2 separate regions of the Homo sapiens genome follow, and region 2 is linked to region 1. Evidence: chromatin loops called from intact Hi-C (ENCODE). Cell type or tissue: B cell. All regions are shown on one strand. Links, peaks and the distances in the headings refer to the core of each region. The heading gives the core; the rest is flanking DNA.

Evidence for each region. Peaks named below come from ENCODE experiments on the same cell type or tissue, not always from the same donor. Only the 100,000 strongest peaks of a DNase experiment are listed, where the experiment ranks them.
Region 2: a loop joins it to region 1, with 36 times the contacts of the local background. A loop is called at or near these places in 62 of 110 quality-filtered maps.

The regions. Positions count from the first base shown.
Region 1 is chr12:7,673,108-7,684,119 of GRCh38, forward strand. No RefSeq gene overlaps it. Among named protein-coding and RNA genes, the nearest start is that of APOBEC1, 13 kb to the left of the region's middle. RefSeq lists enhancers at 1-233, 4,336-4,405. In B cell, for the core only: no CTCF peak of the experiment used is centred there; DNase peaks (open chromatin) are centred at 2,574 and 4,454; H3K27ac peaks cover 1,733 bases.
Region 2 is chr12:7,802,164-7,813,175 of GRCh38, forward strand. It overlaps SLC2A14 (solute carrier family 2 member 14), which reads right to left. Exons shown (of 11, transcript NM_001286234.2): 11 at 10,351-11,012. Among named protein-coding and RNA genes, the nearest start is that of NANOG, 18 kb to the left of the region's middle. RefSeq lists enhancers at 1-135, 2,630-3,151, 3,152-3,671, 5,638-6,137 and a silencer at 4,810-4,969. In B cell, for the core only: CTCF peaks have their summits at 4,890 (motif pointing left) and 5,100; a DNase peak (open chromatin) is centred at 4,898.

The DNA.
Region 1 (11,012 bases), core at 985-8,984:
GCAATCCCAGCACTTTGGGAGGCCGAGGTAGGTGGATCACTTGAGGTCCAGAGTTCGAGACCAGCATGGCCAACACGGTGAAACTACATTTCTACTAAAAATACAAAAATTAGCTGGGTGTGGTGGTGCGCACCTGTAATCCCAGCTATTCAGGAGGCTAAGGCAGGAGAATCGCTTGAATCCAGAGGGTGGAGGTTGCAGTAAGCCAAGATCGTTCCACTACACTCCAGCCTGGGTGACAGAGTGCAACTCCATCTCAAAAAACAAACAAACAAACAAAAAAAAACTGGGTGCGGTGGCTCATGCCTGTAATCCCAGCACTTTGGGAGGCCAAGGCAGGTGGATCACTTGAGGTCAGAAGTTTGAGACCAGCCTGGCCAACATAGTGAAACCCTGTCTCTACTAAAAATACAAAAATAGCCTAGCGTGTTGGCCTGTGCCTGTAGTCTCAGCTACTCGGGAGACTGAGGCGGGAAAATCGCTTGAACCCAGGAAGCAAAGGTTGCAGCAAGCCAAGATCGTGCCACTGCACTCCAGCCTGGGTAACAGAGTGCGACTCCATCTCAAAACAAACAAACAAACAAACAAACAAACAAACAAAAACTAATTGGCCATATATGTGCATGAATTCATTTTGGAATCCTCTCATTCCATTGATCTATATGTCCATTATTATGTTTACACCACATTGTTATGATTATCATAAATTTATAGTAAGTTTTATTTTTTATTTTTTTTCGTTTTGAGACGGAGTCTCGCTCTGTCGCCCAGGCTGGAGTGCAGTGGCGTGATCTCGGCTCACTGCAAGCTCTACCTCCCGGGTTCAGGCCATTCTCCTTCCTCAGCCTCCCGAGTAGCTGGGACTACAGGCACCTGCAACCAAGCCCGCCTTAGTTTTTGTATTTTTAGTAGAGACGGGGTTTCACTGTGTTAGCCAGGACGGTCTCAATCTCGTGACCTCGTGATCCGCCCGCCTCGGCCTCCCAAAGTGCTGGGATTACAGGCGTGAGCCTCCGCGCCCGGCCAGTAAGTTTTTTTTTTTTAAGATGGAGTTTCTTGTCACCCAGGCTGGAGTGCAACGGCGTGATCTCGGCTCCCTGCAACCTCAGCCCCCCCAGGTTCAAGTGATTCTCCTGCCTCAGCCTGCCGAGTAGCTGTGATTACAGGCGCCCACCACCACGCCTGGCTAATTTTTTGTATTTTTAGTAGAGACAGGGTTTCACCATGTTGGTCAGGCTATTCTTGATCTCCTGACCTCAGATGATCCACCCACCTCAGCCTCCCAAAGTGCTGGAATTACAGGTGTGAGCCACCCGCACCCGGCCACTCTTATTTCACTTAACATAGTATCCTCAAGATTCATCCACGTTGTAGCATGTGACAGGATTTGTTTCTTTTTAAAGCCTGAATAATATTCATTATACGTGTATATCACATTTTGTTTTTTCATTCGTCAATGACATTTGTATTGCTTCTACCTTTTGGCTATTGTGAATTGTGGCGCTATGAACATAGGTGTGCAAAGATCTCTCTGAGATCCCTCTAAGTTTTTTGTTTTCTTTTTTATTTGTTTTTTTTTTTTTAAGTGAGATAAGGTCTCTGTTGCCCAGGCTAGAGTGCAGTGAAACAATCACAGCTCACTGCATCCTGAACTCTTGGGCTCAAGCAACCTGTCTGCCTCAGCCTCTCAAGTAGCTGTGAATACAGGTACTTGCCACCATGCTCAGCTAATTTTTTTATTTTTTATAGAGACTAGGTCTCACTATGTTGCCCTGGCAGGTCTCAAATTCCTGGGCTCAAGCAATCCTCCCTCTTCAGCCTCCCAAAATGCTGGAATTACGGGTATGAGAAACTGCACTCGGCTTCCTCAGGGTAGTTCAAGCTACTAGGAACTGAAACAGGAGGATTGCTTGAACCCAGGAGGTCAAGGCTGAAGTGAGTTATGATCACACCACCGGTACTTTAGCCAAGGCAACAGAGTGATTCCTGTTTTATGTTTATTTCAATGGCAAGAACATCATTGACATTAAATGTCAACTCGGGAATTTTGAGGAGGTGAGAGCCTCCTGTGTAGGAATACTTCTCTTTCTTATCTCTACTATTTGGTTTGCCATGCATATGCTTATGGATTTTTAGTTTGGGTTGCAAAAAATACCCACTTGGTGTCCTAGTGTATTGTATATATGTGTGTGTTTGTGTGTGTGTGTAAATAGCTATTTAACAGAGGAAAAAGGGAAACAATAATACTTGTAACATAAACATCTGAATTATGTATTTGGCATCTCAGCCAGAATCATTTGAACCAACTGCATTTTGTACTAAGTCACTGGGATTACAGGTGTAAGCCACTGCGCCCGACCTAAATTTTCAATCAATATGTGCCAAGTGATTATTATTTAAAAATATTAGCTTGAGAAGAGTTCTCAGACTCAATTTTATTGTCATGAGCCTCTTACAGTGAGGTCTCACAGACTTCCTTTTTCCTTCATGCCACTGACTCTGAGACCATCTGGCACTATGACACCTCCGTTGGGTAATCAAGCCATAAACCAAAATCTTTAGTCTCCAGTTCCTGTACTGCCTTTCTCAAAATGCAGCCTGAGTCTGAAAAATAATGCCGTAACCAAGGACTCCAACAGCTATTTAATCATCTATCAAACCTGAAATAAAAACCCAATTTTGGCCGGGCACAGTGGCTCACGCCTGTAATCCCAGCACTTTGAGATGCTGAGGCAGGCAGATCACATGAGGCCAGGAGTTTGAGACCAGCCTGGCCAAGATGGTGAAACCCCGTCTCTACTAAAAATACAAAAATTGCCAGGCGTAATCCCAGCTGCTTGGGAGGCTGAGGCAGGAGAATCGCTTGAACCCGGGAGGTGGAGGTTGCAGTGAGCTGAGATTGCGCCACTGCACTCCAGCCTGGGCAACAGAGTGAGACTCTGTCTCAAAAAAAAAAAAAAAAAATTAGCCCGGTGTGGTGACACACACCTGTAATCCAACTACTTGGGATGCTCAGGCACAAGAATTGCTTGAACCCTGCAGGCAAAGGTTGCAGTGAGCAGAGATCGCACCACTGGACTCTAGCCTAAGTGATGGAGGAGAGTCTGTCTCAAAACAAAACAAATCAGTTTCCAGGAGAAATTTCAGAAATTGGAAGAAATTAGAGACTTTTGATCAGTCTGTGCATTTTTGTCATAGACTTCAATTCTCTTCCAGGAAATGCTTTTGAGTGTGTATGGGGTTTTTTTGTTTGTTTGTTTGTTTTTTTAATTAAACAATTAATTGCAGTAAGGCAAACAAAAGTGAAATAAGTGGCCGGGCGCGGTGGCTCACGCCTATAATCCCAGCACTTTGGGAGGCCGAGGCGGGCGGATCACGAGGTCAGGAGATCGAGACCATCCTGGCTAACACGGTGAAACCCGGTCTCTACTAAAAATACAAAAAATTAGCTGGGCGTGGTGGCGGGCGCCTGTGGTCCCAGCTACTCGGGAGGATGAGGCAGGAGAATGGCGTGAACCCAGGAGGCAGAGCTTGTAGTGAGCCGAGACCGCACCACTGCACTCCAGCCTGGGTGACAGAGCAAGACTCCATCTCAAAAAAAAAAAAAAAAAGTGAAATAAATGTTCTAAGGAAAATCAGGGGGTTGTCTTCCCTAAGGCAAAAAATAATTCAGTACCACAGGGAAGTAACATGACTAGAATTGGGGTTTTTTTAATTTATGTTTTATTTTTTGAGACAAGGTCTTACTCTGTCACCAGGCTGGAGTGCAGTGGTGCAATGAAAGCTCATCATAAGCTCAAACTCCTAGGCTCAAGTGATTTTTCTCTCCTCCTCCGCCTCCCAAGTAGTTGGGACTATAGGTGCTCAACACTGTACAAGCTTATTTTATTTTTTTAATTGTTTTAGTAAAGGCGAGGTCTCGTTATGTTGCCCAGGCTGATCTGAACTCCTGGGCTCAAGCAGTCCTCCTGCCTGGGCCTCCCAAAGTGCTGGGCGTGCACCACAGCACCTGGTCCAGAATCGGGTTTTCAAAGAACCACCACAGCTGCAGTGTAGGGAATAGGTTAAAGGGCAATTGTCGTAACAAACCTGCCATAGATACATGGAAATAGAAAAAGCTGGAGTGGGAAATAGGTTACTTAAAAGGAATTGAATACTGCAAAAGAGTTCGTGTGTACTCACACACACAAAATCATAAACAGAGACAAAAGTAAAAATACCTGACTCAAGAGGAGTGTGCCTTTCATCGTCCCATAGTTTATCCATGCAGCCACTGAAATTATATGCAAAACATTTTGTGTTTATGTGCATTATTTTCTGGGGGAGTGTCTACATGTTTTATCAGGTTCTTAATGGGTCCTTCAATCCCCCAGACGTAAGGGTTTTCATAGATTTGCTTTTCCCCATTTAAGTCAGCAGAGGGCAGAAAAACAATAGAATTAGTAGAGCCAACCACAACACAGAAATTGCTCAAACTCCTCCAGTCCCTCTCAGTTTCTGCCATCTGTTTCCTGCCTTTGCTCTAGATAAAATTCCCTGACATCTCCCTCTGTCAAAATACTACTATCTCTGAATAACCATATCAAGATAAGCAGACCTTCTTCTTCTTCTTTTTTTTCTTTTTTTTTGAGACGGAGTCTTGCTGTCACCCAGGCTGGAGTGCAATGGCGCCATCTCGGCTCACTGCAACCTCTACCTCCCGAGTTCAAGCGATTCTCCTGCCTCAGCCTCCCCAGTAGCTGAGACTACAGGCGCCCGCCAACACGCCTGGCTAATTTTTGTATGTTTAGTAGAGGCAGGGTTTCAGCGTGTTGGTCAGGCTAGTCTTGAAATCCTGGCCTCAGGTAACCCATCCCCCTTGGCCTCCCAAAGTGCTGGGATTAGAAGCGTGAGCCACTGCGTCCTACCTCTTCTTTTATTTAGTTGGACTCAGTCTTTAATTTGCATTTTTCTTTTTTTAAATCATCTTTCCGGAAGAATTTAATTTTCTCATTTCTGTTTACACCTGCGGTAGTTATCATATTCTCTTTCACAACTGATATTGTTTTAATTACTATTGTTCCAGGAGACCTTGAACAATTACCCCATGAGGAGCCTAAAGCTCCCATATCACTTACCATATAATTATTGTATATTATTTACTTTTTGAAAGATGAAAATAGGGCCGGGCCCGGTGGCTCACAGCTGTAATCCCAGCACTTTGGGACTCCGAGGCTGGTGGATCACTTCAGGTCAGGAGTTCGAGACCAGCCTGGCCAGCAAGGCGAAACCCTGTCTTTACTAAAAATACAATAATTAGCCGGGTGTGGTGTCACGCCTGTAATTCCAGCTACTCGGGAGGCTGAGGTTCGAGAATCGCTTGAACTCGTGAGGCAGAGGTTGCAGTGAGCCCAGATCAAGCCACTGCACTCCAGCCTGGGCAACAGAGTGAGACTCTGTCTCAAAAAAAATGGAGGAGGAGGAGGAAATAGTTTGTGGCTAAAACAATTCTCAAGTAAGTTTCACTATCTCAGAAAGATAAATTTTACATTATCGCAACAGGGTAATAATGATTGCAGTGATAAATTTTTGATCAGAAAGAATTGCCCCTACTCTTGTTATTTAATGCTTTTTGTTATTAAAAGAGAGAAGAAAGAATCTATCTGTCCATCAAACCCACTTGAATATATATGTATATATGTATGCATGTGTGTTTGTATATATGTGTGTCTGTGTGATATACTTTTTTTTTTTTTTTTTTTAGACAGAGTCTTGCTCTGTTTTCTAGGCTAGAGTGCAGTGGCGCAATCACAGCTCACTGCAGCCTTCGACTCCCAGGCTCAAGTGATCCTCCCATCTCAGATGCGGCTGTAGTCCCAGTCTAGGACTACAGGGCGTGCCACCACACCCGACTAATTTTTTTTTTTTTCGGTAGAGATGGGATGTCCCTGTGTTGCCCAGGCTAGTCTCAAACTCCTGGGCGCAAGAGATCCTTCCGCCTCAGCCTTTCAAAGTGCTGAGATTACAGACTCATGCCTGTAATGTAAAGGAAAAATACAAAAATTAGCTGGGCATGGTGGCACGTGCCTGTAATCTCAGCTACTCAGGAGGCTGACGCAGGAGGATTGCTTGAACCCAGGAGGCAGAGGTTGCAGTGAGCTGAGATGGTGCCACTGCACCCCAGCCTGGGCGTGCACAGCCACTGTGCCCGGACCTAAAGGAATGCATTTATGTTTGCATGTATTGAAGAAAACCTAGAGCTAAACAGTAGCTGATGTGGTAAAAATAGATTTTATTCAGGGCGATTGCAATAGGGGAAAAGGGGCCTAGTTTAGAGTGGGCTTAATTCCAAATACAACAAGGAAAAATGGGTATGAAAGTATGAAGTGCCAAAGACCAGTAATTTTCCAATCTCTGACGGAAAACTTTCATCTCTGATGGAAAATTACTACGAAAAAAACATCAGGAGTAAGGGGGGATTCTGGCTAAATCAACCTAACAGAATTCTTTCTTTTTTTTTTTTTTCAGACTAGAATTCTTGCTGAAGACAAGCCAAGGTGATCAGACATCACCTGGGGGCAATGCAGGATGAGGAATTTGGTCACTTAATGACAGTGATCCTATATCAAGTTTGGGAATTCTTGCCAGAACTGAACACAGAAGCCCAAGGTCAAGCTGAGTAGAAAAGCAAGCTCAGAAGAGCCCCACCAAAGTTTGGTCCAGGAGAAAATCTCGGCATATGCAATCACTGACAGTGCTTTCTGACCTACGAAGAGTGGGAAAAAACAACAGAACATACCCCTTTCCTGTTGAAACAGGTGCCTGTTTTCAGTCAAAACTCTCGTCAAAAGTCAACAGATTCAAATATTTAAAGACACATGCTCCAAATATTCCACTCAAAAACAAAGCACAGAAACCACTGCGATAAAAGTTAAAGTGCTCAATATCATTTTGAGGAGAGAATAAAATGTTGAGAAAACAATCCTGCAACCACCCCTGGTGTACTGATGTTTATGCTCCATTGCTTTTTTGTTTTATGTAATTTTAATTTTTTCATTTATTATTATTATTATTATTATTATTATTATTATTATTATTATTATTATTATTTTGAGACAGGGCGTCATTCTATCACCCAAGTTGGATGGAGTGCAGAGGTGCAATCTCGGCTTACTGCAACCTCCACCTCCCAGGCTCAAGCAATGCTCCCGCCTTACCACAGGCCCACTTGTTCACACCCAGCAAATTTTTTTTTTTTTTTTTCAGAAATGGGGTTTTACCATGCTGCCCAGACTGGTCTCGAACTCCTGACCTCAAGTGAACTGCCCGCCTCGGCCTCCCAAATTGCTGGGATTATAGGCGTGAACCTATATGAGTCCCTTCATTTCATAAAAATGAATCCCTTTATTTTTAATTTTTTAGAGATTTTAATTTCTTGCTATGTTGCCCAGGATGGAGTGGAGCTCCTGGCATCAAGTGATCCTCCCCCTCAGCCTCCTGAGTAGCTGATAGCATGCCACTGAGCCTGGCTTGTTTTATTTTATTTACTTATTTATTTTTAGGCTAGTCGAGTGAAGCAGTGGGAGTGGATAAGGAGAAAAGATTGTTTTATTTTAAAAGAAACAAAAATTGCCGGGCATGGTGGTTCACACTTGTAATCCCAGCACTTTGGGGGGCTGAGGTGGGTGGATCACTAGGTCAGGAGTCTGAACCAGCCTGACCAATATGGTGAAAACCCATGTCTAATAAAAATACAAAAATTAGCTGGGCATGGTGGCACATGCCTGTAATCTCAGCTACTCAGGAGGCTGATGCAGGAGGATTGCTTGAACCCAGGAGGCAGAGGTTGCAGTGAGCTGAGATGGTGCCACTGCACCCCAGCCTGAGCGACAGAGAGAGACTCTGTCTCAAAAAAAAAAAAAAAAGAAAAAAGTCCGGGTGTGGTGGTTCACACCTGTAATCCCAGCATTTTGGGAGGCTGAGATGGGCGGATCACCTGAGGTCAGGAGTTCGAGACCAGCCTGATCAACATGGAGAAAACCTGTCTCTAGTAAAAACACAAAAAAATTAGCCAGGCGTGGTGGTGCATGCCTGTAATCCCAGCTACTTGGGAGACTGAGGCAGGAGAATCGCTTGAACCCAGGAAGCGGAGGTTGCGGTGAGTTGAGATCATGCCATTGCACTCCAGCCTGGGCAACAAGAGCGAAATGCCTTCTCACAATAAATAAATAAATAAATAAATAAATAAATAAGGAAAACAAAAATTAGGCCCAGTCTGAATTTAGGAAGTATAGTTTTACGATAAACTACTACTCAAAGGCCGAATCTCTATCTTATTTTTCTTTCTCCCTTCAAGGTGATGGGGTTCAGGACATACTATCCCAAAATACAGCACCTTGGTATCTGAGGAAACAGAAGCCCGAAAGTTCTTGCACTTTCTCCTGCCCTTCCTCTTAAAGCAGGCCATGAAAGAACTCTCTGCCCTTCCTCTGCATAAAAACTTCATTCTAGATGTATCCTCTCTATACCCAAAGAAAAGGAACATCTTTATCCTTAAAGACACAGAGGCACTAAGAAGAATCAGAACGAACAGGCTTGCTAAGTACTCCTCCAGTTCCTTTGTTTGTTTGTTTGTTTTAAGAGGTGGGGGTCTCACCATGTTGCCCAAGCTGGTCAAGCTGGTCTTGAACTCCTGGGTTAAAGTGATCCTCAGGCCTTGGCCCCCCAAGCAGCAAGGACTACAGGCTCACACCACAGTGCCGAGCCATTCCCAGTATATTACCATTAAATCAGACCTCCTTTGTCCAATCATACTTCTGCACAACTGTCTACCCTTTATCAAACTTAGCACAAGTTTCCCTGTTTGAGTCTTCATTTCTGAAGGTTCTCCTTTCACTAAAACTTAACGTTAAATAAATTTGATTGCTTTTCTCTTGTTAATCCTTCTTTTCTTTCTTTCTTTTTTTTTTTTTTTGAGACGTAGTCTCGCTCTGTCGCCAGGCTGGAGTGCAGTGGCGCAATCTCTGCTCACTGCAACCTCCGCTTCCTGGGTTCAAGCGATTCTCCTGCCTCAGCCTCCTGAGTAGCTGGGACTACAGGTACATGACACCATGCCTGGCTAATTTTTGTATTTTTAGTAGCGACGGGGTTTCACCATATTGGCCAGGATGGTCTCTATCTCCTGACCTCGTGATCTGCCCGCCTCGGCCTCCCAGAGTGCTGAGATTACAGGTGTGAGCCACCGTGCCCCACCAATCCTTCTTTTCTTATGTTATGTGTGCATCAGCCATGAATTGAACAATGGGTAAAGAAAGAAATCTCTTTTCCCTCACAAAGGCATTCAGTAAATGTGAAACTGAATAGAAATAAATTAAATTGATGGTAAAAATTCCTGCCATTAAATAAGATCATGAGTCTTAAAATGTTCTAAAATAGCTGTGCTGTACACATATGCTTAATTTACTTAAATTTTAGAATAAAGAGTCCTATCTTGCCCCAACCTGCCCAAATCACAGCCTATAACTTGGCTTACAGGGCACATACTCTGCCTATTGTAGACTGGTCTGACGAACATGAAGATTCTAGTAGAGAAATAGAATAATGTGGATCCCAAACCCATGAAGGCAGTTATGCATGCATTTCTTTAGTTTTAGGCATGATAATGACCTCAGGAGATAATCTGATTCATTCAGGAACAGAACAAACCAGCCAACCTCAGAACAACTGGAAAAAGGCAGTAGCCACTATTCTTTTTTTTTTTTTTTTTTTTTTTTGAGACGGAGTTTCACTCTCATTGCCCAGGCTGCAGTGCAATGGCGCGATCTCGGCTCTCCGCAACCTCTGCCTCCCTGAGGCAGAGGTAGGCGGATTGCTTGAGCCCAGGAGTTCAAGACCAGCCTGAGCAACATAGTGAAATGCCATCTTTACCAAAACAAAACAAAAAACAAAAAACATATATATATATATATATATATAAACACAAAAATTAGCTGGGTGTGGTGTTGCACACCTGTGGTCCCAGCTACTCAGGAGGCTGAGATGGGAGGATTGTTTGAGACTGGGAGGTTGAGGCTGCAGGCTCAAGCAAGATGAGGTGAGCCATAATCACACCACTGCACTCCAGCCTGGGCTACAGAGCAAAACTCTTGACTCGAAAAAAGAAAAAAAAAACTTTAATGTGAGCATTTTCAAATATGCACAATATATTAATTAAAAATAATACATACAGTTTGTGAATAATTAAATATGCCTACATTGGGATATATGCTAAATTTTTTCACACGTACATATTCAAATAATTTATACTCAAGTAATTTGTAGTGCTAGAAAGGCCAGGTGTGGTGTTACACACCTGTAATCCCAGCACTTTTGGAGGCCGAGATGGGCGGATCATGAGGTCAGGAGTTCAAGACCAGCCTGACCAACATAGTGAAACCCTGTCTCTACTAAAAATACAAAAATTAGCCAAGTGTGGTGGCACATGTCTGTAGTCCCAGCTACTCAGGAGGCTGAGGCGGGAGAATTGCTTGAACCCAGGAGGTGGAGGTTGCAGTGAGCTGGGACCCCACCATTGCACTCCAGCCTGGATGACAGAGTGAGACTCTGTCTCAAAAAAAAAAAAAAAAAAGTGCTAGATTTTAACCTCTACAATGAAAGTGACCATTTATTCTTATTTCCGAGGACCTAGTACACTAATTGGCATATAATAGACACACAATAAATATCAGTTGAATGAAATAAAAGTGAAACTGTGCAGATAATTTACTTCAGAAATAATCTGTGCTATGATTTGTAATGTTTGGCCAACATGATTTAGGATTACACCAATCAATATAAGCCCAAGGAAGCAGGTTTGACATATGATACAAATAAGAAAGCTAGGCTGGGCACGGTGGCTCACACCTGTAATTCCAGCGCTTTAGGAGGCTTTAGGAAGCGGGTTTGACATATGATACAAATAAGAAAGCTAGGCTAGGCACAGTGGCTTACGCCTGTAATTCCAGGGCTATATGAGGTCTGGCAGGAGGATCGCT
Region 2 (11,012 bases), core at 1,872-9,871, 130 kb after region 1:
CACACGCCACCATGCCTGGCTAATTTTTGTATTTTCAGTAGAGGCAGGGTTTCACCGTGTTGGTCAGGCTGGTCTCCAACTCCTGATTTCGTGATCTGCCTGCCTCAGCCTCCCAAAGTGCTGGGATTGCAGGAATGAGCCACCATGCCCAGCTTTTTTTTTTTTTTTTTTGAGATGGACTCTTTTTCTGTCTCTCAGGCTGGAGTGTAGTGGCTCACTGCAACCTCTGCCTCCTGGGTTCAAGCAATTCTACCTCAGCCTCCCGAGTAGCTGGGATTACAGGTATGTGCCACCACACCCAGCTAATTTTTGTATTTTTAGTAGAGATGGGGTCTCAAAAAAAAAAAGGGAGAAAGGATGGTAGCATAAGACGGTATACTAGAGAAACACTAAAATAGGATAGGCAAAATATGAGCCTTTAAAAGCTTTAAGGAGTAACATACTTAGATTTGCATTTTAGATTGTTCTCCCTGTACTACGGGAAGGTATTGGAAGGGAGCAAGACCAGAGATTAGTCTATTTTAATGATTATGCCTATTTATAAGGGCCTAGATTAGGATTCATTGGGAAACAGTGTGTTACATATGACAGAAGTAAGGAGATGATCAAAGAATGATTTCATAGCCGGATGTGGTGGCTCATGTCTGTAATCCTAGAACTTTGGGAGGTCAAGGTGGGTGGATCACTTGAGGTCAGGGAGTCCAGGACCAACCTGGCCTATGTGGTGAAACCCCTTCTCTACTAAAAACACAAAAAAATTAGCTGGGCATGGTGGCGGGCGCCTGTAATCCCAGCTGGCTTCAAGCAATCCACCTGCCTTGGCCTCCCAAAGTTTTGAGATTACAGACATAAGCCACTGTTCCTGGCTCAAGTATACCACCCTAATCAAAATTATTTTTGGAGTTTTTTTTTCCTTCTTCAACAGTTATGTTAGAGATTATGGATTTTTTTGTTTGCTTTTGTTTGTTTGTTTGTTTTGCGACGGAGTCTGGCTCTGTTGCCCAGGCTGGAGTGCAGTGGCGTGATCTCTGCTCACTGCAACCTCCACCTTCCAGGTTCAAGTGATTCTCCTGCCTCAGCCTCCTGAGTAGCTGGAATTATAGGCATGCACCACCACACCTGGCTAATTTTTTGTATTTTTAGTAGAGACGGGGTTTCACCATGTTAGCCAGGATGGTCTCAATCTCCTGACCTCGTGATCTGCCCGCCTCGGCCTCCCAAAGTGCTGGGATTACAGGCGTGAGCCACTGGCCCGGCTTTTTTTTCTTTTTAGATGGAGTCTCGCTCCTGTCTGGAAGGCTGGAGTGCAGTGGTGTAATCTCGGCTCACTGCAACCTCTGTCTCCCAGGTTCAAGTGATTCTCCTGCCTTAGCCTCCCAAGTAGCTGGGATTACAGGTGCCCGCCACCACGCCCAGCTAATTTTGTTTTTGTTGTTGTTTTTGTGCAATTGGTTGTCAGCCCATTTTACACATTCTTCTAGAATTGGCCATTTCTCCAAGAAGCATTAGTTACTTTTAGCAAGGAATAATATTTAGAGATCAGAACTGATCGCTGGTATTGCTATAATTAAGGGTAGTTGCAGATATTGACTTTATGTGCAGACAATTGAAAATCCAGAAAAATCTCAGAAGTCTTTCTGTGACTTCTCCTCACATATTATCCAAAATTGACATAAGCCCATGATTAAACTAACAATTTGGCAAAGCGAATGAGATCATTACAATTTGCCTCCCACCGCTGGGTATAGTGGCATACATCTGTTATCCCAGTATTTTGGGGGCCGAGGCTGAAGGAACACTTGAGGCCAGGAGTTTGACACCAGCCTGGTCAACATAGTAAAACTCCATGTCTACAGAAAAATTTAAAAACTTAGCCAGGTGTGATGGTGCGTGCCTTTGGTCCTAGCCAGTCAGGAGGCTGAAGCTAGAGGATTGCCTGAGCTCAGGAGTTTGAGGCTGCAATGAGCTATGACCGCACCACTGCACTCCAGCCTGGGTGACAGAGGGAGACCCTGTCTCTAAAAAAATAGTAATAAAATAAAATAAAAAGATTTACCTCCTAACTAAAAGACATGGCCTTCAGAAGAAGTTAAGATAATTGTATGTGAATGGAAAACGAATAGTTTCTGCTACAGCAACCAGTGTATATCTGCTCTAGTACAGCTACAACTAAATCAATTTTACAAGGTAGAGAGTCCAGGAAGACTACCAAATATATATAGAAACTGCATATTTGATTAAGAATTCTAGTTTAGATCACTATATTATTAGTTAGAAAAACAGGCCGGGAGCAGTGGCTCACGCCTGTAATCCCAGCACTTTGGGAGGCTAAGCTGGGCAGATCGCGAGGTCAGGAGTTCAAGACCAGCCTGGCCAACATGGCGAAACCCTGTCTCTATTAAAAATACAAAAAGTAGCCGGGCGTGGTGGTGGGCACCTGTAATCCCAGCTACTTGGGAGGCTGAGGCAGGAGAATCGCTTCAATCCAGGAGGTGGAGGTTGTAGTGAGCAGAAACCAAGCCACTACACTCACTCCAGCCTAGATGACAAGAGCAAGGTTCTGTCTCAAAAAAAAAAAAAAAAAAAAAGAAAAACAAGGCACAAAACCATATGAATGATTTATTCTATTTGAATTAAAAAATATAAGTCACATAGATACAAACATTTTCTGGGAGGATAAAAACATACGCCCAAAATTTACATTTCAGATGAATAGATAAATAATAAATTATTTAGGAAATAAAAGTAACAATTCTCAGTTTGGGGGAAAGTTGATAGAGTCCTGCTTCATTCTAGGTTACATGAAAGCTGGGTGCCATGGCTCACACCTGTAGTCCCAGCAATTTGAGAGGCTGAGGTGGGAAGATCACTTGAGCCCGGGAGTTCTAGACAAGGCTGGGCAACATAGCAAATTCCCATCTCTACAAAAAATAAAACAAATTAGCTGGACACAGTGGTGCTTGCCTGTAGTCCCAGCTGCTTGGGAAGCTGAGGAGGGAGAATCAATTGAGCCTGATGGTTGAGGCTGCAGCGAGCTGTGATTGTGCCACTGCACTCCAGCCTGAGCGACAGAGAAAGACGCTGTCTCAAAAAACAAACAATCAAAAAACAATAGGCCGTGAGAGGTTGCTCACACCTGTAGTCCCAGCATTTTGGGAGGCCTAGGCGGGTGGATCACTTGAGGCCAGAAGTTCAAGACCAGCCTGGCCAACATGGCAAAATCCAATCTCTACAAAAAAATACAAACATTAGCCGGGCGTGGTGGTGCATGCCTGTGGTCTCAGCTATTCGGGAAGCTGAGTCAGAAGAATCACTTGATTGAACCCAGGAGGCAGAGGCTGCAATCAGCCTAGATCATGCCACTGCATTCCAGCCAGGGAGATAGGTGTGAAACTCTGTTTCAAAAAAAAGAAAAAAGAAAAGAAAATACACACATTAAAATCTCAGCTCCACCATTATGACCTTGGGCAAATTATTTTGCAGGCTTTTAGGTCTTCCCTTTTGTGTAAATAGAAATAATACTTGAAGTGATTTCTGTCATCTAATATGTATTTTGTCTAGCTCATAGAACATATACAATTAATGTCAGTTACCTGCATGGCAATGTAAAATGTGATCATCCTTTGATACACCCCCTAGGACTGTATGCCAAGGCATTAATCAAACAACCACATAAAGATACTCATTACAGCACTGTTGGTAATAGCTAAACAATTTTTTATTTTTATTTTTATTTATTTATTATTTTTGAGGCGAAGTCTCAATCTGTCACCAGGCTGGAGTGCAGTGGCACGATCTCGGCTCACTGCAACCTCCACCTCCCGGGCTCAAGCAATTCTGCCTCAGCTTCGTGAGTAGCTGGGACTACAGTTGCGCACCACCAAAGCCAGCTAATTTTTGTATTTTTAGTAGAGACGGGGTTTCACTGTGTTGGCCAGGATGGTCTCGATCTCTTGACCTGGTGATTTGCCCACCTCGGCCTCCCAAAGTGCTGGAATTATAGGTGTGAGCCACTGCGCCCGGCCAAAAATATTTTTTTAAATCTAAATGTATATCAATAGGACTTTCCTTAAATGTGTTATGATATATTGGAGTACTTATGTAGCCATAAAAAACAAAAAAGATGGCCAAGTGCAGTGGTTCATGCCTGTCATCCCAGCACTTTGGGAGTCTGAGTCTGGTGGATCACAAAGTCAGGAGTTTGAGACCAGCCTGACCAACATGGCAAAACCCCGTCTCTACTAAAAATACAAAAATAAGCTCGGCATGCTGGCCGAGTGCCTGTATCTCAGCTACTTGGCAGGCTGAGGCAGGAAAATTGCTTGAACCCGGGAGACGGAGGTTGCAGTGAGCTGAGATTGAGCCACTGCACTCCAGTCTGGGCAACAGAGTGAGACCCTGTCTCAAAACAAAACAAAACAAAAACAAAAAGGATGAAGCAGATTTAAATGTATGGGAAAATTCCATTATTAAGGTAAAAGAGCAGATTCGTTTATAGGTTGTGATCCCATTCATGTCATATATGGAGATAAATTAAGTGTGGAAAGATAGATACAGATATAGAAATAAAAGTAATAGTTATCTCTAGGAAATAAAATTAGGAGGCATTTTTTGCTTTTCCTCTATTTTTAGAACATATCTGACAAAAATAATAGATAAATCTATTTGGAAAGCATAAGAGTAGCCTCTATGGAACTAAATAATTGCTAGTAAAAGTAACATTTCCGTGAACATTTTTGAAATATGAAAATAACTCAAGTACTTGTACTGATACCTTTAGGACATGCTAGAATACTGGAACTCTTGCTTTTGAAACACAGATTAGACTGTCCCTCTTTGGGCAAAGCCATTAAGTCAATGTTAAGCTCACTGAGAGAGTCACACCCCCCTCTAGTGGTCTACCGTGGCACTGGGCTCACCAATCTCCCAACTGTTTTACAATGATAGGGAACTTTCCTTAACCATCACATGTTCAGGGACAAGGGAATGGATGCCCAGACATATTCTTCAATTACATGTGGTTCAAGATAGAAATCAATTGAGAATGATGGATCAGATATACTCAGATGTACTTGATGAAGTAGAAGTTCCTCTAAATGGAATAAACTGGAGGCCCTAGGGAAAAAAAAATGGATTGAAAACCTTAGCAGAATAAGTGACACTGCTTTTACAAGTGATTCATAGTGGTTATAAACTAAGCCAGCAGGCAGACATGGAAATGTTCTTGGAAGAGTGTGTTTAGATATTGTAATGAAGATACAAATTTGCTGAGGACATTGGAAAAAAGAAATCTGTTGCTGTGGAGTTTAACTAAAAGTGTATCAGTCTCTTTCATCTTTTTTTTTTTTTTTTTGAGACAGAGTCTTGCTCAGTCGCTGAGGCTGGAGTGCAATGGTGTGATCTTGGCTCACTGCAACCTCCGTCTCCCGGGTTCAAGCGATTCTCCTGCCTCAGCCTCCTGAGTAGCTGGGAAGTAGCTGGGATTATAGGCGCCGCCACCATGCCCAGCTAATTTTTAATTTTTGTATTTTTTAGTAGAGACGGGGTTTCACCATGTTGGCCAGGATGGTCTCAATCTCCTGACCTCGTGATCCGCCCACCTCGCCCTCCCAGAGTGCTGGGATTACAGGCGTGAGCCACTGTGCCCGGCCTCTCTTTCTCTTTTGTCACCTATTTAGCTTTAGAAAATTGGGTAGCAAGCCCGCAGGTGTGTATGAACAGGGCCACGGTTGAACAAAGACTAACAGAAGGCAAGCTGAACAGAGTGTCGGAGTCATAGGATTGGCTTCAGCTTCCCTCACAGTTTATAAGAGATCCTTGTGGAGATTCATGGTCAAGATCATGCGTTAGCTGAGGAAAATTCAGAGTTTATTAGAATCAGAACATCTAGCACAGCTACAGTATGGGACAGGTGCGGGACATCCAGCAACATGGCACCAGGGAGGTAGGCTCCTGGGATCTACTGCCAGTCTTTAGGAGTAGTTCACAGCCCAACACTTGTGGGGGATGACGTGAGCTAGTCATTTTGGATTGAAAGCTTGATGTTGCAAATATTATGTTGTAGAAACTCTGGATTCTCTTGTGTTCTTCTGGGCATTTTGTATTTTTGTTCTAGTAGGCAAAAACGTTATCTTCCCAGCAACGAGCAACAGCTGATCTCTCTATCCTGCTCTAGGGTCTTCATCTGCTGCTTTTTGGCCTGGAGACACCTGTGCTTGCAAAATTCGCTGGTCAGTCAGGAATTTGGGCAGAAAATATGATCAGACTTTTAGGAATGACTTTCTCTATGGTTTTTTTTCCCCCCTTTTTAGTTGTTTTTGGTAGGATTCACTCCTATTTTTTTTTTTTTTTTTTTGAGACGGAGTCTCGCTCTGTCGCCTAGGCTGGAGTGCAGTGCCATGATCTCGGCTCACTGGAAGCTCTGCCTCCTGGGTTCATGCCATTCTCCTGCCTCAGCCTCCCAAGTAGCTGGGACTACAGGCGTCCGCCACCACACCCGGCTAAAATTTTTTTGTATTTTTTAGTAGAGATGGGGTTTCACCGTGCTAGCCAGGATGGTCTTGATCTCTTGACCTCACCATCCACCTGCCTCGGCCTCCCAAAGTGCTGGGATTACAGGTGTGAGCCACCGTGCCCAGCCAATTCACTCCTAATTTCAAACTGCTCTGTTGGTTTTGGGCACTTCCAGCCATAAAATTTCAGCTTTCTGCACACGGCCCTGGGTTCATTCCCCAGCACCATCACCAAAAAAAAAAAAAAAAAAAAAAAAATAGATTTCAGTTTTCTGTCACCTGAGCTGTGGAGGAATGAGGAATACATTCATTTTTTTTAATCTTTTTTTTTTTTTTTTTTTTGAGACAGAGTCTTGATCTGTCGCCCAGGCTGGAGTGCAGTGGCGTGATCTTGGCTCACTGCAAGCTCTGTCTCCTGGGTTCCTGCCATTCTCCTGCCACAGCCTCCCAAGTAGCTGGGACTACAGGCACCCGCCATCACGCCCGGCTAATTTTTTTTGTATTTTTAGTAGAGACGGGGTCTCACCGTGTTAGTCAGGATGGTCTTGATCTCCTGACCTTGTGTTCTGCCCGCCTCGGCCTCCCAAAGTGCTGGGATTACAGGCGTGAGCCACCGCGCCTGGTCAATCATTTTATTTTTAACATTACTTATTTTTATTTTTTACTTTTTTTCAGTTTACATTTACATGAGCATTTATTTTTTATTTTTTATTTTTTATTTTTTTTTGAGACAGTGTCTGGCTGTGTCACCCAGGCTGGAGTGCAGTGGATCGATCATAGCTCACCTCAGCCTCGAACTCCTGAGCTCAAGTGATCCCCCTGCCTCAGCCTCTCCAGTGGCTAGAATTTCAGATATGCACCACCACACCTGGCTAATTGTTTTTATGAAATAAAATTTTTTTAAATTTATTTTTGTAGAGACTGGGGTCTTGTTACATTGTCCAGGCTGTCCTTGAACACCTGGCCTCAAGCTATTGTTCTGCCCTGGCCTTCCAAAGAGCTGGGATTATAGGCATGAGCTACATGGGCCGGTCCAAACTTAGTGTACTCTTTTTTTGTCTTCTCCCAGGCTGGAGTACAGTGGTGCTATCATGGTTCACTGCAGCCTCCAACTCCTGGGTTCAAGCAGTCCTCCCACCTCAGCCTCCCGAGTAGCTGGGATTATAGGTGTGCACCACCATGCCCAGCTAATTTTTTTTTTTGAGATGGAGTCTCCCAACTGTTGCCCAGACTGGAGTGCAATGGTGCGATCTCGGCTCAAAGCAACCTCCGCCTCCCAGGTTCAAGCGATTCTCCTGTCTCGGCCTCCCAAGTAGCTGGGATTACAGGCACATGCCACCGCACTCTGCTAATTTTTGTGTTTTTAGTAGAGATGAGGTTTTTCCATGTGAGCCAGGCTGCTCTAGAACTCCTGGGCACAAGTGATCCGTCCACCTTGGCCTCTCAAAATGCTGGGATTACAGGCGTGAGCCACTGCCCCTGGCCTGACTGTAGGATTTATCAGGCTTTACCCTGTCTAAGTTTATGGGTTTCTGCTCCTACCAGGAAGGTCCTACTCTTTCCCTGCTTTTCTCAGTGTTCCTACCTTTCAATAATAAAAAAACAATTGGCCGGGCGCGGTGGCTCACGCCTGTAATCCCAGCACTTTGGGAGGCCGAGGTGGGCGGATCAGTTGAGCTCAGGTGTTCAAGACCAGCCTGGCCAACATGGTGAAACCCCGTCTCTACAATACTACAAAAATAGCCAGGCATGACAGTGTGTGCCTGTACTCCCAGCTACTGGGGAGGCTGAGGCGGGAGAATTACTTGATCCCTGAAGACTAAGGTTGCAGTGAGCCGAGATCACACCATTGCACTGCAGCCTGGGCAACTGAGAAAGACTCCATCTCAAATAAATAAATAGTTAATTAATTAAAAAAACAATTGTAATGTGAAAGGCTTGGTCGCTCGAATCTGAAGTCCAAGCTAGTCAGGAGGCTGAAGCCGGACAGTTGCTTGAGCCCAGGAGAATAGCCCGGGCAATACAGTGATATCCTGTTCCCCTCCTCCGATAAAAAACAATTATAATCCTTGGGAAGACAAATTTTAGTATAATATACTTTTTTTGTTTTTTGAGATAGGGACTCTGTCACTCAGGCTGGAGTGCAGTGGTGCGATCTTGGCTCATTGCAGACTCAATCGCCTGGACTCAGGTGATTCTCCCACCTCAACCTCCCAAGTAGCTGGGACTACAGGCATGTGCCACCATGCCCGGCTTGTTTTCTTTTGTTTTTTGAGATGGACTCTCCCTCTGTCGCCCAGGCTGGAGTGCAGTGGCACGATCTCGGCTCACTGCAAGCTCCGCCTCCCGGGTTCACTCCATTCTCCTGCCTCAGCCTCCTGAGTAGCTGGGACTACAGGCGCCCGCCGCATGCCCCACTAATTTTTTTTTTGTATTTTTAGTAGAGACGGGGTTTCACCGTGTTAGCCAGGATGGTCTCGATCTCCTGACCTTGTGATCCGCCCGCCTCAGCCTCCCAAATTGCTGGGATTACAGGTGTGAGCCACTGCGCCCGGCCGAAGGATTTTAAGTAGGATAGTGATATACAGTCCGACTTCTGTATCTGCAGATGCAAAGAACTACAGATGGAAAATATTTGGGAAAAAAGACAATACAACTATAAAAAACAATACAGTTTAACAATTATTTACATTGTATTAGGTATTAAAAGTAATCTAGAGATGATTTAAAGTGCATGAGATGATGTGCATAGATTATTTGCATTTAAATCATCACAATAATAATTATATGCATTTTTTTTTGAGACCAAGTCTTGCTCTGTCACCAGGCTGGAGTGCAGTGGCGTGATCTCAGCTCACTGCAAACTCCGCCTCCCAGGTTCAAAGGATTCTCCTGCCTCAGCCTCCTGAGTAACTGGGACTACAGGTGCATGCCACCACACCCAGCTAAGTTTTGTATTTTTAGTAGAGATGGGGTTTCACCATGTTGGCCAAGATGGTCTGGATCTCTTGACCTCGTGATCTGCCCGTCTTGGCCTCGCAAAGTTCTGGGATTACAGGCATAAGCCACTGCACCCAGACTATATGCATTTTATATAAGGGACTTGAGTATCCCTGAATTTTGTTATCTAAGAAGGGGTCTGGGAACCAGTCCCCTGGGGATGGCAAGGGACTGCTGTATGTCACATGGATGCCCTGACAGCAGTGTGGGATGAATTGTAGAGAGCAAAGACTGGAGGAGGAAGGAAGTGGAAAGGAACACGAGAAAAACAGAAAAAAAAAAAAACTAGTTCTCACTGGGGAAAGAAAGCAACATAATTCATCAAGTATGAAAAGCAAGGCACGAAGGCTTTTTCACTTAATCTGCATAATAAACACATATTGCTATTCTCTTTTTTTTTTTGAGACAAAGTCTCACTCTCGTCCCCCAGGCTGGAGTGCAATGGCGCAATCTTGGCTCACTGCAACCTCTGCCTCCTGGGTTCAAGCGATTCTCCTGCCTCAGCCTCCCAAGTAGCTGGGATTATAGGCACCTGCCACCACGCCAGGCTAATTTTTGTATTTTTAGTACAGACAGGGTTTCACCATATTGGCCAGGTGGTCCCAAACTCCCGATCTCAGGTGATCCGCCCTCCTTTGCCTCCCAAAGTGCTGGGATTACAGACATGAGCCACCGGGCCCGGCCAAATATTGCTATTCTCTTATGTATGAGACTCTAAGAACAGAGTCTCATACAAGTCTCAAGGTCACAACAGGTACTGAGTAGCCAACTCAGGATTTAAAGCTGATTTTGTTGTTACAGGAACGGCAAAAAATAAATAAATAATGTGCTTGTGATGTCATGTACATTCAGAATTTTTATTTTAAAACAAAGAATCAAACAAACAATAATGGAAAATCCATATGGAAATATTCACAATCTTCTCAGTGAGAAATAGGAAAACAACTTCCCTGCCTTACTGCCAAACTGAGGAGCCAGAAGTTGACGTGAAGTTGGAAGGCCACCTTTCCAGCTAAACCCCACTCCATAGCTACGTGCATTTTTATTCAAAGGCTCCAGGAGCAGAGGGAACAGTGAGAACTGAGAACCAAAATACTGTCACTGGCAAGGGTTTGGCTAAAGGGTCTGAGATGTGTAAGCACCAAGAAGGGAAAGGGAGACTGAGCAACATATGAAAAAGGGGCTGTAGGAACAAACACAGAGAAAATAAGTCAACAATAACATACTTCCACCCAGAGCAAAGTGACAGTGCACATACATTCATCCTCTCAAGTGTGGGCTGCACTGCACATTGACTCATACTGTCTAAACCTGGTTTATTGGAAAGATTCAAGTCCCCTGAGGGCATTCGGCATAGGACCACAGTGACATGGTAACAGACATACGCAAGCGTGCCGTGAGCCTAAAGCAACAACACACTTTAGATAATAATCGCTCAGAAAAAAATCCTCTCCCAGAGCTGAGGTTACAAATTCCAAGTTTGCTGTAAACATTCTTTGG